Regions from separate parts of the Homo sapiens genome. Here region 2 is linked to region 1. The links are chromatin loops, found by intact Hi-C in ENCODE. Cell type or tissue: PC-3. All regions are shown on one strand.

Evidence for each region. A loop is a pair of places that touch in the nucleus more often than their neighbours do. Peaks named below come from ENCODE experiments on the same cell type or tissue, not always from the same donor. Only the 100,000 strongest peaks of a DNase experiment are listed, where the experiment ranks them.
Region 2: it touches region 1 in a loop (11-fold over the local background); 2 of 110 quality-filtered maps call a loop at or near these places.

What each region holds. Positions count from the first base shown.
Region 1 is chr3:79,531,613-79,539,612 of GRCh38, reverse strand. The region is part of intron 2 of ROBO1 (roundabout guidance receptor 1); the gene reads left to right. Among named protein-coding and RNA genes, the nearest start is that of MIR3923, 28 kb to the right of the region's middle. In PC-3, no CTCF peak of the experiment used is centred here; DNase peaks (open chromatin) are centred at 4,692, 7,522 and 7,812; H3K4me3 peaks cover 716 bases; H3K27ac peaks cover 2,577 bases.
Region 2 is chr3:79,868,110-79,876,109 of GRCh38, reverse strand. No RefSeq gene overlaps it. Among named protein-coding and RNA genes, the nearest start is that of ROBO1, 100 kb to the right of the region's middle. In PC-3, no CTCF peak of the experiment used is centred here; a DNase peak (open chromatin) is centred at 3,449; H3K27ac peaks cover 2,172 bases.

The sequences.
Region 1 (8,000 bases):
TATAATGTCACTTAAGCAAAGACTTAATACTAGTACTATAATATTAAAATGAAGTTTTAATTTTTCATTTCTTCATATGCATGTTTCAATATATATAATTGAAAATGAAAATAATATTGAGGCATATTTGTATAGCAAAAGATCTAAAGTTATATAAGTCATTTCATAATTATTCTGGATATAGCCTATTTACCCAAAAGTCTTTTTTAAAACACACATTTCTTTTGTAAAACAACTTACGTGTGTGCTTCCATGTTGCATTTGTGTAACTTAAACTTATTTTCAAATAACGTTTATGTGCATGTTCCTTTTTATCTACCCTAAAGGGCAGGAAGTATTAAGGAGTATCCCATAACAAATTATCTGATAATTCCAGCTTGTAAAATGTATTAAATGTGCACTTCTCCTTTGAACAGATTGCATGAATATATTGACAGGCTTAAAGTAATGTTTCAATTGATAAGGAATTTGTTTGCCATGATTTACAAGTTATGCTAAGTTATTTGGGAACCTATGGGATTTTCTTTTTGGGGGAAGTTATGACAGATACAAAATATTGGAACAAACCCCTCAGTATCACCCTCACAATTGTCATCTTGTAGGACCTTATTTTTTTCTGCTGAGTGTGGTCTATTTTCTGTACAAACTCTAGCCTCTGCTATTTGCTATGCACGGAAATTCAATCAGATGTTTAATTGTATCTTAACATGAGTTCCAAACAGCTGGCTAATTCCCTTGTTTCTGATTAAAGTGATTACAAAAAATAAAATTTAACATGACATTTACATACAACTCTAAAAGGAATCATTATTAATAAGGTTTAGGCATTTAAGAGATGCAAGATTTTTTAGCACTAGGAATAACAATTTCTAAAACAATGCAACATTGTAACCAAACAGCAGTAGGAAAATATAGAAAACAATCATATAAATGTCTCCAGTTTGAAAAGACAGATCCTAGAAAGCTATCAAATAAACATTTAGTAATACCATGGGTGGCCTTGCTATTGTTGATGTGCCAGGGTCTGCCATGTACCTTTTCGGTTGCAGGTAACCAACAGTAAACATTTGAGTAGCTGAGAGGCAAGTGACTAAGTAAGCACAGCTGACACAACCCAATATTTGGGGCATTCATTTTTGTGATAGTATCAATAATAATATGCCCAACATTTACAACTAAATAAAATCTCTGGGGATTTTATTAGCACTACCAAATAAGATACTGTTTTTTAAAATCTCCTTGTACTGTTTTTTTGTTAAGTATTTTTTCATTGCCTTAAACATTTAACATCCTCAAAGGAAGGGTATCTCTTGGAAAATGAACTATACAATATTGGTCATTGTGCTACTTCTCTCTCATGATTGGAAAGATACATTAAATCTGTATTAACTCTTCAGACACAAAAGTGTTACATATCCAAAATCCAAAGGCTAGCAGCCACACATGTAATAATGTTACCTAAAATTATATAGCATATGTAATGTCGGGCTATTATTCGTAGTTTTGGTTCTGGTGAGAGTTTGTAGAATTAATAAATTGGCTATATTTAGATAAAAAGAAAGATACATGAAGCTTGTCCAATCGACGACCCAGGATGGCTTCGAAAGTGGCCCAACACAAATTTGTAAACTTTCTTAAAACATTTTTGCAATTATTTTTTTCAGTTCATCAGCTATCAGTGTTTGTGTATTTTTTTGTGTTTTTTTATTTTTATTTTTTACTTTAAGTTCAGGATACACGTGCAGAACATGTAGGTTTGTTACATAGCTTACGTGTGCCATGGTGGTTTGCTGCACCTGTCAACCCATCACCTGGTTTTAAGCCCCACATGCATTAGCTGTTTCTCCTGATGCTCTCCCTCCCCTCTCCCCACTCCCCCAACAGGACCCCGTGTGTGATGTTCCCCTCCCTATGTCCTCGTGTTCTCATTGTTCACCTCCCACTTACGAGTGAGAACATGCAGTGTTTGGTTTTCTGTTCCTGTGTTAATTCCTAGGTCGTGGATTGGACGAGCTTGATGTACACCCACCCATGGCTTCTCTCTGAGGGCATTTCTGGTGCAGAAATATTTCAGCCATTTTGAAGATGGACAGGAAGTGGAATTAGTCCCGACAGAGCTGCCCATAGCCAATGGGGAGTAAAAGTTTATAGAGAAATTCCATAGAATCTTTGTCCCATAGTGGGACATTTCAGTTATCCACAGTCTCTCAGAGATTCCCCAGCAAGACTGAGCTCCAGATATCCACAGGGTAACTTCCTGCACGTTCCCATGCCCTCATAATGCCTTGTGAGTTCCCCTTCCAAATAAACGATTTGTTCCCAAATCTTTCGCTCAGGATCTGTTTTTGGAGGAATCTAACCCAAGACAACCTTCTTCCCCTAGAAGCTAGAGTTCAAGTTCCAGCTATACCACTAACTATATTTGTCATTTTCCAAAATCACTTAATCTCTCAGGTTCTCTGTATCTTTGGAAATAAAAGTGTTGAGTCAAAAAAAAAATAAAAAAAGGAAAAAAGAAGGAAAGATAAATGAAGACCACTAAGGCAAATGTCTAGGTTTTCCTCTTAAAAAAAAATATTGTTTCTTTTACTGTGAGTATAAGTTAAAGGGTACACATGCCGGTTTGTTTATTGAATGCTTACTTAAATGCCAAAATGCTTAAATAGATTCACTAGATCCCATAGCAACCCTGTAAAATTAGAAATAGTCTTCTTTACTACACATTGGAAGAAAAAAGTGACACAGACTTTAAGAATGTTATCTGAGATCTCAAAGGAGGTAAGAGCAAAGTCAAATTTTGGAGCAAGTATTTTGACCTTATGTCCTATACTTTTTCCACTAGTCTACAGTTTTATCATAGAATTTTAAGTGTCTTCAGATGGCATCAAAGATTCATTATTTGCAGCAACTGAGAAAAAAATTATATCAAATTTGTTGATTATTGATATTGTTTCATGAATATCACTAATATAGATATAAACTTTTACTGTACTTGATTAGTTAGCAGGCTATTATTATTTTACAACAAATGCTTTGAAAAATTCTTCTAAACATCTGTGTGCAATCAAATTAATACATAAATTTGATCAGATCCAAATTGAAATCCCAATAGAAATTTTAAATGAAATGTTACAAGCTATTTTCTAATTTATTTTCTTGAAGAAATGCAGAAATTATCAATCTATTGACAGAAAGCGATGGAATATAATTTGCTCTTCCAGAAACATTTCATAAGGCGACAGTGCATGATACACTGGAATGAACAAATACACAAATAGGACTTGGAATCAGCTAGATCACTATTTGCATGTATATGTGATCATGTGTGTATGCATTTGTGTCTTTGGCTGTGTATATAGGTGTGTATTTGTGTGTATATATAAACTAATAAATTTGGAAAGATATCTGGGATATATGGGATATATATATGTATATATATAGTCTGAAATGTGAAGAGCATTTCAGAGCAATCCTCAGAAAAATTAAATTCTCACCTATTTTGCTGCATCTATAAACCTGTACAAATTATTTAGAGATATTATGTAGCGGTTTAAAAGGTGTTTTTTGTGTTTGTTATGATAGATCTCCAAGATGTATTGTTAATAGGAAGATCCAGGCATAGATCCAGGGAAAGGCAGATATTTATTTAATCTCAGTGCATTAAAAATTATTTGTGCATGTGCAATAAATGCATACAAATATAGACCAAAAACAAACAAACAAAAAAAAACCTCTTGAAGAAAATCCTCATATTGGTAAAAGGAATGGGATCGAGAGAAGAGGAAATCAAGGGTGTGAGTGACTGCTTCTCTGGTCTCGTAACTTTCTTTGATGGTCAAAGATTTTTGCCACAGCTCGTCGTCACATCCTAGCATGTCAACATTCATGTAAGAAATGGCAGGGAGTAAATCTCCTCAATCTATTTTATTACATAAAAAAAATACATTTCTGAGAAGTGTCCAACACACCTTTCCTAAAATCCCATTGGTTAGGATTGACATCATGCTCATAACTTTGCTGCCAAAATAACAGCAGAAAAGAAAGTAGTTGAAAATTCCTATCTTTGTTATTGCAGACAACCTCTGTCACCAAGAAAGGAGTGGATCATGATTCTTACATAGGGCACTAGCAGTGCCTACCACATTTTCATTACTTTAACATAAACTTTGAGAGGAAAATGTACCACACTTCCCTTTCTTCTCATGAACTCAGTAGCTCATGCTAAAAAATGGTGTCCTAATTGTCAGTGGTGCATTAGTTACAGGCACATTTAGAGGAGGGACATCTGCAGAGTGTTGTGGAAAATCTGACATAGGCTCTACAATAATGTGTCTTTTTGGACTTATAAAAAATGTGTCCCAATTCATGTGTGTGAACATCCTAGTGTTTCTAAATGGATACGAATTAGATTCCCGCTGTATCCCCAGAAGATTTGTTGCTGAAAGGGAATATTTCTCTTTTGAATCAGAATTGAAGACTCGGGATAATTCTTCTGTAACTGTTTCTTAATTATGAAAAATAGTGAACTAAAAAAAAATAAGGCATTTGGGGATTAGTCCTACAAATTGTTTTCTAGGAGAGATCGTATAAAAGATGACTTAACATTAAACTATGGAAAGCACAGACAAGCACTGCAGTGGATCATGATTTGCAAACATCAAACTAAGCAGAGAACTGACTAAGCCAGTGTCAGAGGTAAAGCTGCAGTCGTTAGTATGCGTCACCCAAGAAGTCAAACGCAGGGAGAATAAGAAGCCCTGGATAGAGGTTCAAGGGGAGGTCAGGTGAGTGCCTGCAGGATCAGATTCAAATTCTATTTGGAGACAAGAAATCTAGGAGGCTTAATTTTTAAAATAGCCTTAATAAATCTGCCAATAGATGGATTGGCAGTTTGATGAGGGAACAACAGCCCCGGAGGCTGAGGACTGAACCTTGAATGTGCTATACATTTAGTTCTTTTGAAACTCACCCAAAAGGAAAGCATTGGTATAAAAGAAATGATTAAGATTTCTTACCTTGGAGAAAGCAACAGGAAGTAACATATATTCACCCATTCTTTAAAACAGCGTTACAGAGATTTTCAGGCTTTGTCTGAGAATTGAATCTAACAATATACTCAGAAGGTCTTGACTTTCATGATGTTAGCTAAGAAATGGAACAGTTTCTTCTAGAACCATGAAACTAATAACCAGAGAGAAACTAGGAAAGACATTAACAAATTTAGGCTAGACAGCGACAACTATGCTCTCTACATAGAAATGGTCGCATATTCGTTTTCTATTTCAGTAGTATAAAATCATCACAGATTTAGTGACTTAAAACCACAAGTATATTTAAGTCACGTAGGTCATAATTCTAAAATAACTCTCGACAGGCCAAAATCAAGGTGTCAGCAGGACTGTTTTTCTTTTCTGGATGCTCTGGTGAAGAATTGATTTTTTTTTTTTTTTTTTTTTTTTTTTTTGCCTTCCCCAGCATCTAGAGTCTTCCTAGGTACTAGTGGCTACTTATCATCTTCAAATCCAACAATACCTATTAGAGTCTTTCTCACGTCACTCTGCTGCTCACTCATCTGCTTTCCTCTTCTGCATTTAAGGACCCTCGTGAGCACACTGGACTAACCTTAGTTATCCAGGACAATTTCCCTATAATAGATTCAGCTGATTAATAAGCTTAATTTCATCTGCTACATTAATTCTCTTCTGCCCTGTAAGGAAATATCTTCACAATTTCCAGGAATTGGGATATGGACATCTTTCTGCTTACCACTAAAAAACTATCAGTATTGCAAAGCCTCTATTACACATTGATTTGAAGCTTGGATAGAAGATAGTAAACACAGTACAGTCCTAATACTTAAAACACTTTTCTGCATTTCAAAAGAGCTTGTAAATCGATTAAAATATATTAATGATTAGGGGCAGAGGCAAAAACATTTAGTTCAATTAAGTTTGCATATACTGAGGGTGTTCTCTATTTTCAGAATCATTTTATGCACTTAAAGGGCAGAAAGGAAGTTCAGAATTGACCCAATCCTGATCCTCATCTTTCTAGAGCCCACAAAAGTATCACATTTCCAATCACCTATAGCAGTTTGATAAAAGGAAGTCATTAGAATATTAGTCTAGTAAATAAAGTTAAATATTTACTACTAATTTGATGTCACTTCAGCTATTGGCTAACTATAAGAGGAACATACTTAAAGAAAGAAAAAACTAAATATTCATATCCCATCAGGTCATCATATTGATTTAGAAGTTCTGTAGAAAGTGAAATAATCATGAGACAAATGTTTAAAAATAATTTTACATAGTAAATCAAAAGAAAATACTAGGTACTACTTAATGATGCAATGGATGATGTAAAAAATATTTTAGGTATTCACCAGGAGAAACCATTAGTGTAGTCCTCAAAGATCTAAATCATAGAGTTTATACTGTATTCCCTTCCCTTTTCTGCAGCCTCCATATTATAAAAGTGCCCTCTCCCTATTCTCCCTCCAGGGCTCAAGCCTACTAAAGAACCAAGAAAAATTCTGTAATACAATAAAATTCGTCTCCACCCTTTTTAATGGTTTAAAGGATCAATTCTTCTCCAAGGTACTTAATTACAAGATACTTTTTTTTAAAGCAGATGATTAATTTAACTATTACATATAATGCCTAATTGACAGTCCCCTAAACATGATTCAGTGTTGAAGGATTAATCCAAGTGAAACCATACATGCTGGAATTGCTCGCAGTGTAGGATGTGAAGTGAGATGGCTTCTGGAGTCAGGGAAAACTAGGAGGCCTCTCTGTTTGGAAGCCAGCTCTTGTCTGAATTGCTCCTGATATTTGCTTCCCTCGCTCTATCTCTGAATCCCTAGATTGTTTAAAACCTCCAAGTTTGTTTGTTTGCTTTTTGACAATAGCAAATGGGATTCCTGTGATTCAAGATTCAGAGAAGATAAGAGATGTGCATTTGTATTTGATTTTTTTAATAATATGTGAGAAAAGATCAGTAGTTTAAATATGTGTTGCCTGTTGCTCTTCCTCTGTACCAGTTCTATAGTTTGAGAAATTCTGGATTCAGATTGACTATTTTATATTCAATAGCACATCCACGCCTGACCTATTTAACTACATTTTTGACTTATTTTTCTAGTGATGGCATACCTTGTCATTTTATAATACATTCATAATTGAATTTAAATTTATTTTCCTTCTATGTTTAGAAAAATATAAACATCATAAAACTTTGGGTCAACTTGTGTGCTAAGGTAGAATTCAGTGTCAGTTCTTTCTCCTATTGATTCTAATCTCTTCCCTTTATTTTCTTCTTTTTATTCCTACTGACAAACTATAAGCAGTGTCACTTTACGTGGACTTAGTGATACTGAAATAGCCTCATGTAAGTCACTTCCACATCTAATTTGTGCTATCCAAATCAAAAATCCCTGAAAAATGTTCAACATGTCTAGGACTAGGTCAAATTACATTACTCAAACTTGCTTTCAGAGTTAACCATCATCGCCTTACCTTTGCTCTGGTCAGACCTGCTCTTTACATACCATTTACCTTGACTAAATGATCCACACCAGTCAAGCAACTTGATGTTTCAGGAAATAGCTCAAATTCTCTCTCAAACAGATCGTATTCCCAAATTCTAAACTCTCTACTCTCTCTTAATTCTCCTGTTCCTACTATCTCTACAATTTATCTCCTAATTACAGAGGTCTTTCCTGGTAATAATTTTGATTTATGCTTTTAAATTCATACTATGATTCGGACTTCATGCTTGGAGTTGGTTTGATATTCCTTAAGCAATGTGTCATCCTTAAAGCAAATACCAAATTTAAGAAATGTGTTTGCATATGAATCAACACCGAGTGTCTCATTCTGCTAGGCTACTGAGATAGGCATAGAGATTATTAATGCCTGTGAAAAACGTGAAACAGAGTTTAAGTATCAATTTGCTATTTTTGCCAGCGTTTCTAGTATACTACCTTAAAATTCAAG
Region 2 (8,000 bases), 340 kb before region 1:
ATCTTTTCATGGATTGAGATTTTTTTTAGAAAGACTTTAGAAACTACAATGTATGTGCAAAACCCATCTTGGACTTTGGAATTTAATATGATCGTATTTTACTAAGATAGGTAAGATCCAAAATGGATAATAAGAGATTTTATCTAGGCAAGAAGGCTTACTTTATGAAAAATACCTTCAATAACATTCGTTTTATTTAACTGTCAATTCTAAGGACTCTAAATTAGATGATGCTTGGTGGTTACCAAGTCAATTTAATGGACATAAATCATTCTGAATCCTACCAGAAAATTCTTTAATTTGTAAACAGAGTTTTGGGAACAATAAACCACGGGCTCTTGTGTATGCGTATGCATGTGTGTGTTTAATATAATTAATAGGCAGATTAGTGGCCTGAAATTTGTACAGAATAGGAAGTTCTATTTTTTCTTCCAAAGGTAACTCAAACTGGACCTGGCGTAGTGTTTAAACCCTAGAAGCAGAGATGTCTTACAAGTAAACATTTTAAATTGTGTGCATACCATGCATTTCCACAGTTTATATAGCCATACTCAAGAAAATACCAGATCTGCCTACTTATGCTTCTTGGAATAATTATACATTACTCGGTATTTCAACCATATTTATATAAGAGGTTTTATTCAACTCTGTATTTGCACATTATTTTCTATATCTTTAGTCTGCATATTTGTATTTGAAAATATTCAATGAAAGTATGTAATATAGTGGTAGATAACAAATGTGTTCCATTAGGTTGCACAATAGAAATGGAAATGTGGCTTTATGAAATAGATTATTATCATTAAAATTATATCTTTGATTTTAAAAGTTATATTTAAAGTAGATAACCAAATCATGTCTTAAAATTTTCCATGGACTATATTTGAGGCTAATTTTATTATAATTCTCATTTTGCATTATTATTCCAAGGCAGTAAGACCAGATAATTAAATTAACTGTGACTTTGCAACTAATTTTCAGATTTTTTAGAACATATGCTGCCTTTCATTTTCTAATTTATTCAAACTTTGACCTGGCAAGTTATTTACCCCTCCAAATTAACCTGAGGATCAATTTCACAGAACAATAACATTTTAAGAAAACTGAGTAGCATAGTATAGATTTTCATAAATAAATTAACGTTCTTTTGATTATGAATATTCCTGAACACCTGAAGAGCCAGATTTGAAATGGCAGGATAGCAGCCAACTACTGCCCTGTTTTTAAATCGGTGAGTTCACCATTAGGTCACGTCAGTCATCTGAAGAGTCAGGGTTTCATTCCTTAAGACATAACTGTTCCATAGCAACATCATTGCAACTGGATGCTTTTCCAATTAAGGATCATGTTTGGCTGCCTATAGCAGAAACCTGTCTATAGGGGCTTAATCGCATAGGGATAAATTTTATCACATAGTGAGAAAATCCAGGGATGATAATAAAGTGACTTCTCCAAACCATCCAAGTCCAGGCTCTTTACCTATCTCTGCTCAGATATCTTTAATTTAAGGCCTTCATTTTGATGTTCAAAAGTTGGCAACTTCATGTCTAGAGATTGCATTCTTGCTCCATGCAGTTAAAAGAATCAAGGACAAAAGACAAAAGAAAAAGACTGGCAGTGTCAGTGCCTTGGTGTGTTCAGGCTGCTTTACCAGAATACAATATACCAGGAATTTATTTTTCATAATTCTGGAGGCTGGAAAGTCTGACGTCAAAGCATGGCCACATTAGTCTGGTAAGGCTCCCATTCTTGATAGGCAGCCGTCTTCTCATTGCATCCTCCCATGATGGAAGGGGCAAACTCCAAGTCTCTTTCATAGGGCACTAATTTCATTCATAAGTGTGGACCCCTTGTGGTATATTCTTCTACCAAACGCCCTACTGCCTAATACCATCACATTAGGGGGATAGGATTTTAACATATTAATTTTGGGGGAGCACACACTTAGCAGCCAGCTAAGTCAGTTCTCTTAAACAAAAACAAAAATCGTTACCGGGAATACACAACTGGCTATTTCCACTGAAATCTCACTGGTGATGACTATATCAGATGAGAACCCTTAACTCTTAGGAGAGGCCTCACTGCGAGTACATACAACTGGGAACACCGGAATACTGTCACACATTTGCACACAAATCACAGTTCTCTTAGAAAAGAAGGATGAGGAAACAAATATCAAGTAGGCAACTAGGAGCATTTGTCATGGAAGCTAAGTATGATTGAGGTAAGAATTATTCAACCTAAACTCTACCTGTTGTTAGTGTAAATTTTTCCACTTTTAATCTGCTTCCCAACATGTAGTAACTGTAATTACTGTTAGTCATAAATTTTGCTCAAAAAAATAGCTTCATAATTTTTACATTCCTTTTATTCCACTGGATTCTCAGTTGCCCAGTCCCAGTGTTCTCTGCAGTCACCATGCCTGAGCTGCTTACTAGCATGGCTGCGTTATTACCATGTAATATTCATTCACTTCCAAAACCTTTCTCTATAGGTCCCTCTCACACCATCATCTCCTGTCCTTCTACTTCCCCACTCCCTTACTCTCACTGAATCTGATCTCTGACATCTTTGTGATTTGTGGGCATTCAAACTTCTAAGTCTGGCAAACAATCAGGTCCCTTCTAAATTTCTTTGCCACCTCCTTCCCCTGTCCTCACATCTCCATGTCATGAATCTGGTAACTGATAATTTTATCAGTGCACTCATTTTAGCAGTACACTCATTTATCCTCAAGTCCCCATTGACTTTCCATAGAATATCACCAAGACCTTATGTATAAGACCACATATTTTGCTGTGTCCCAACATAGTACGAATTCCCAGAAGCCATAGATGGTTGTATACAACCTCTGCCACCCTTATCCCCCATGCAAATAGGAAAGAAAGAGTTGGGAGGCCTTTATTTTATACCACCATTCTACTAGGGAAGTGAAGCTTACCTCTTTATACTTAGTACATTATGTGTGTATGCAGGCGGGTGGGTAGGCCCTAGCTCAACAGTATTAATATTTTTGATCTCTGAAAAAATAAATACCTGATACTCACTATTCACTAAATATTGTTTATTGTAATACAATAATTCAACTATAGAAAGCAGTAGTCTCTGAAATCTCAGCAATGTATGGAATCTTTACCTTAGGACACAGATAGTATGTACTTCCTTCCCTGAACCTCCTGGATCTCAAGAATATGAAATATTACAGAAAGAAAGAAAAAATTCTGGGAATCAGGTAGTTCACCAATACATCTCACAGAAAAAAAATGAACAATTGCTCAATGAAATAAAAGAGTCAAAAATCTCATAATAAAGAATAAATCTTTGGGCAATTAAAAATTAGTATGACTTTTGGAGATAAAATCTTCTGGAACTCTTACTCAGTGCTGGGGAATTCATTTTTGCTAGATATGCAGGACTCTGTTAACATAGGCTACCAGCCAGCACTTACATGAACTTTTTGTTATGATAAACTTTTTATTGCAATGGTGCACGTAAGAGGGATTTGACCTGCATATGCCCTGAGAATTCTTTTCCAGAATGTAACTCACTTCAACAAGGCATTTAAAAACATGGGTATACTTTAAATAAAGATGTCTTCAGACTTCAGTATCCCATGCCCTTTAAAATCACAACCACTCAAAGAAATAATTGTTTGACTTCAAAATAAAATAAGTATAAAGATATACTTACTAATGATATGAATAAAATAATAATTATTATTAACAATTCATAGTCTTTATTAGATATGATGCCAAAAATCTACGTTGAAGATCTCTTTCTTGGTACAAATGTTACCTGAAAACATACATTTTTTTGTATATATCCTGTATGTTTACTTTTCAATTCTTTTGAAGTAAGGCCACAGGGATATCTAATTCTGTAATCTTATAGTTCTAAACCTGGACATAAGAGGAACAAGAATTTTCAACTAAAACTTGTTTAATATTATGCTTAAGATTTTAATAAAATGTAGTAAGAGTTGTATGTGAACTCTGAATGAGTTCTATATGAGCAGTAAGAACAAGCAAAATTTACTGATTGCCACCAATTATGTACAGGTTGCTGCTGTAGGTCTTTCTTTGGCTTGGGCTTGAAGTGAGATGCTATATGTAGGTATAAATATGACCCTAGATTCAAAAGATTCAATTATAACTCAAAATATGCAAAGCATCACAAAGCAGCATGGGAGATGCATTTGTCATATCTTAAGCTAGCTCTCATGTTACACAAATGTGCATTTTATCTATGATAACCTTAGCAACAACATTTTTATCTGGTTAAAACTCCTCCAGCATTAAAATCATTACTCAGCATTTCTCACAAAATATTGACCCTTCCCACGCCTAGCACCACCACAACATACCATTTTTGGAAATATGAGAGATGGTGATAGACTACTATATTCTGATCCTATAAACCTTTGAAAAACTTTGTTGGAATAATCATTACTGCTATTAGCCAAATATTCCCAGCTTTTCTTTTTTAGGCACATGGTAGGATTCCTCCCTTCCTTTGGAATTCTCTACTCTTGGAATTGAATTTGGCTTTTTAATTTGTTTTGGCCAGCAAAATGTGTGAAGTGCTGTTAGTAGCTGTAGAGAGAAGCTTTTAAAGCTAATTTGTAACTAATCATTCTCTCTCTCTGGCATGATAACGGGCACTATTAAAACACTGACCACACCATCAGCCTGGACCCTTTACTGACCACAATTAACAGAGACCTCTGCCAACCACGATAGAAATAAGGCATGACTGAGAAACAAACCTTCTTTATTTTAAGTCATCAAGACTTTTGCATTTGAATACTGCATCACACGTTAGCGTATCCTGATACAAGTGGGAATTTTAACTTACTGCTCTGGGACTGAACTCTCATGGAAAACCTGAACCAACAATCACAATCGAGTATTAATTTAAGATCTGTATTCCTTGTACTTATTCATTCAGGAAACATTGGAGGGTTAGGATAACATTGATAACTTTACTAGACTTGGGAGTATAAAGATGAATTAGTTGTGGTCCTCGACCTCAGTAACCTTATATTCTAATGTGAATTTCTGAGATGTAATTAAATAAAATAATAAGAAATTTATTTTGTAGTGGGTTCACATTAGTCGATTTTGCAGGTGGTCAAGCTTTCCATGGGAACCATTGCTCTAAGGACATTATTCTAAGCTGAGAAAACACCCTGTGCAAAGAATGAAATTATAAAAAAACTATTTAGATTACGTTGATAATCTTACTACAGCTGAGGCGCATGTCTATATATTAATTAGAATACATATGTCCAAAGAGATAGAATTCCAAGTTTATTTTTTATATTTTTCCCACTCTAGTTAGCAACCTAACAAAATATTTAGAGTTCGTGCTAAGCACCATCAGGGTTATTCCAATCTATATCTTACATTGAGACAGGATTCCTGCAGAAATAATTCAAAAGCATATTTTCCCTTGTTATATTTATTTTGGTTTCAGAAGAATTTGGATGTGTATGGTTGCATAACTTTACAGCTTAATTTATTGAATATTTTTGAATATTTGAAAATGTGTACATTTCCCTTTATTCAGTTGTGAGAACCAAATTTAGCATTTTATAAAAAACTTTCAGCAAAAAATTCTTTATGATCCTATGATCCTATGCCACCACTTAACAAAGTCCATGTGGGAATTCTGTGTGATACCAGGTGGCCTGTCTCTTCAGGAAGTGCATTTTCATAAAAAGGGGTTGTCAGGAAAAGGTGTCATATATCCATTGGGTAGCTTTATTGTATTTAATATTTTTCTTTATTTTTATTCAAACTGTATTTTAAGAAATTCATCAAAATATGCTAGGAATTTTGTTTTTCTTTTTTTTTTTTTTTTTTGCTGCTTCTCACTCATGTGAAATCCTCAGCCACATCACTTTCTGGTTTTCCTGCTCTTGTAAAAAATGTTGGTTGGGTTGGTTAGAGTCTTGTCGCTTCTAACAGCTAATAAAAATGTCCACACCGAAAAATCCATCCAAAGGCCAACTTTTTGTATCAATTTTGTGTTTACGTTTTAGGAAATTTAAGTTCAGTTATTTTGTGTTTTAGGAAGATGGTAGGAAATAGAACACTGTGTCATAGTACCATTTTTCTTAGTACACTATATATAAATTAGGTGGATATACAAATTGAATCACATCTAGAATAAAGCTATAGCCAACTTCCACTTCCTCAGCAATCACAGCAATATGTTATAAACTCTCCCGCATGTGGTATTAAATACTCTATTTTGAGTATCTCTGTGATTGCAACTTTTCTTTAGATCTGAAGAAGACATTTAAATTTCCAATTGCTGGCTTCACTTAAAATTGGTTTTCATTTATCCTGATCTGCATGCCTGATCCTATGCAACTACCATGCTGACATAGAACTCTTTTTCTAGTCTTGATTGCTTTTACATATGGTTCACTAGCTCTTGCCAACAAGCCTTTCTTAAAACACTCAATTTTTTCCTACTTATTCTGTTGTGTTTTGTTTTGTTTGGGTTTGTTCAGGGAGAGAGGGTCTCATTCTGTCTCCCAGGCTGGAGTTCATTGGTGCAAACATAACTCACTGCAGCCTGGAACTCTTGGACTCAAGCAGGACTCAACTCCTGCCTGAGCCTCCCTGAGTGCTGGGACTACGGATATGCCCTACCACCTAAGGCTCCTACCTACTGCATATTCATTTGGTCCATTTGCCCCTTTTCAAGAACTACTTAATATTCTTCATTTCTAAGAGCATTTTATGATTAAACATACTTGGAGAAAATATTCTTGGAGTCTCAGGTAGTACATGTTTAAACAAAAAATCTATGTATATTAATCCATGCTTCTTAAACATTAATGTGCATAAACCAACTAGGATGTTTCTAAAATTCAGGCTCTGCAAATCTAACTAGCTCCCAGGTGATGCCACTGCTGCCCATCTAGACCGTGCTTCGAGTAGCAAGGTGTTACTCTATCAATATCTGACATCCCTTGGGAATGATATAATCAATTATTGAAAATATTTACTCAACATTAACTACAACTGAAACAGCAAGCATTGCACTGCACCGGACTGTAATGATTAACTACTGAGCAAAACAATCAAGATCCTTGAATCTCGGATTCACATTCCACTGGATAATTGAGTAATAATATAAAATTTTAAAATCTTTCATAAGGTCAACAACGAAAATATCGTCCATACTATAGAATAAATGGGAAAAGTGTAGTTCACTTAATATGTTTCAGGAAGAACCAATTTTCTGAGGAAGTAGCAAATAAACAGTAAATTGAAGAAAGTTAAAGGAGTCAATCCTGCAGCATGGAAGAAAACAGCCTCCAGAGAAATTAGTACGAAGTCTAATCTAACAAGATTGAGGGAATTTAAAGTATAGAAAGAGGAGACCAGCACAGCTGAAGCACAGCAAGTGCTGGGAGACTGAAGGCCGATCTTGAAGGGCCCTTTCATCTTAGTAGGGCCTTTAGACTTTGGATGTTTTATCATTCTAAGATTAATGAAAATTTATTCAAGGAGTATTTAGTTATTTCAGTAGAAATGGGCAAAATCTTTAATTTGTGGGGAACATATTAGAGAAGAACAAAAGTATAGGCATGAAAACTATTGAGAAAGCAGGTTTAGATAACTAACTGCTAGTAGTAAGGGTGGTGGTGGGAGTGATAGTAGTAGTAGTAGTTGTTTATTATAGAATTGTAGAGATCAACAATGATTATGATTCATTGAACCCAGAGAGAGTAGGAGAGTCTAAGACTGATTTTTGAGGTAAGATGACTTGTGATGTGGAGGAGAGAGAAGGAATAATAGAGAACACTTATGTGTTTGCCTTGAGCGACTGGATGGCTAACAGCACTATTTACTGATGTGTGGAGCGTGGGCTAAAACAGGTTTGAGGAAAAAAGGCATATATACATTTCACTGTAGACATGTAGAGATGGTAAATAGCTGACTAGTCATACAAGTCTGGAGCTTAAGGGTAAGTTCAGACCA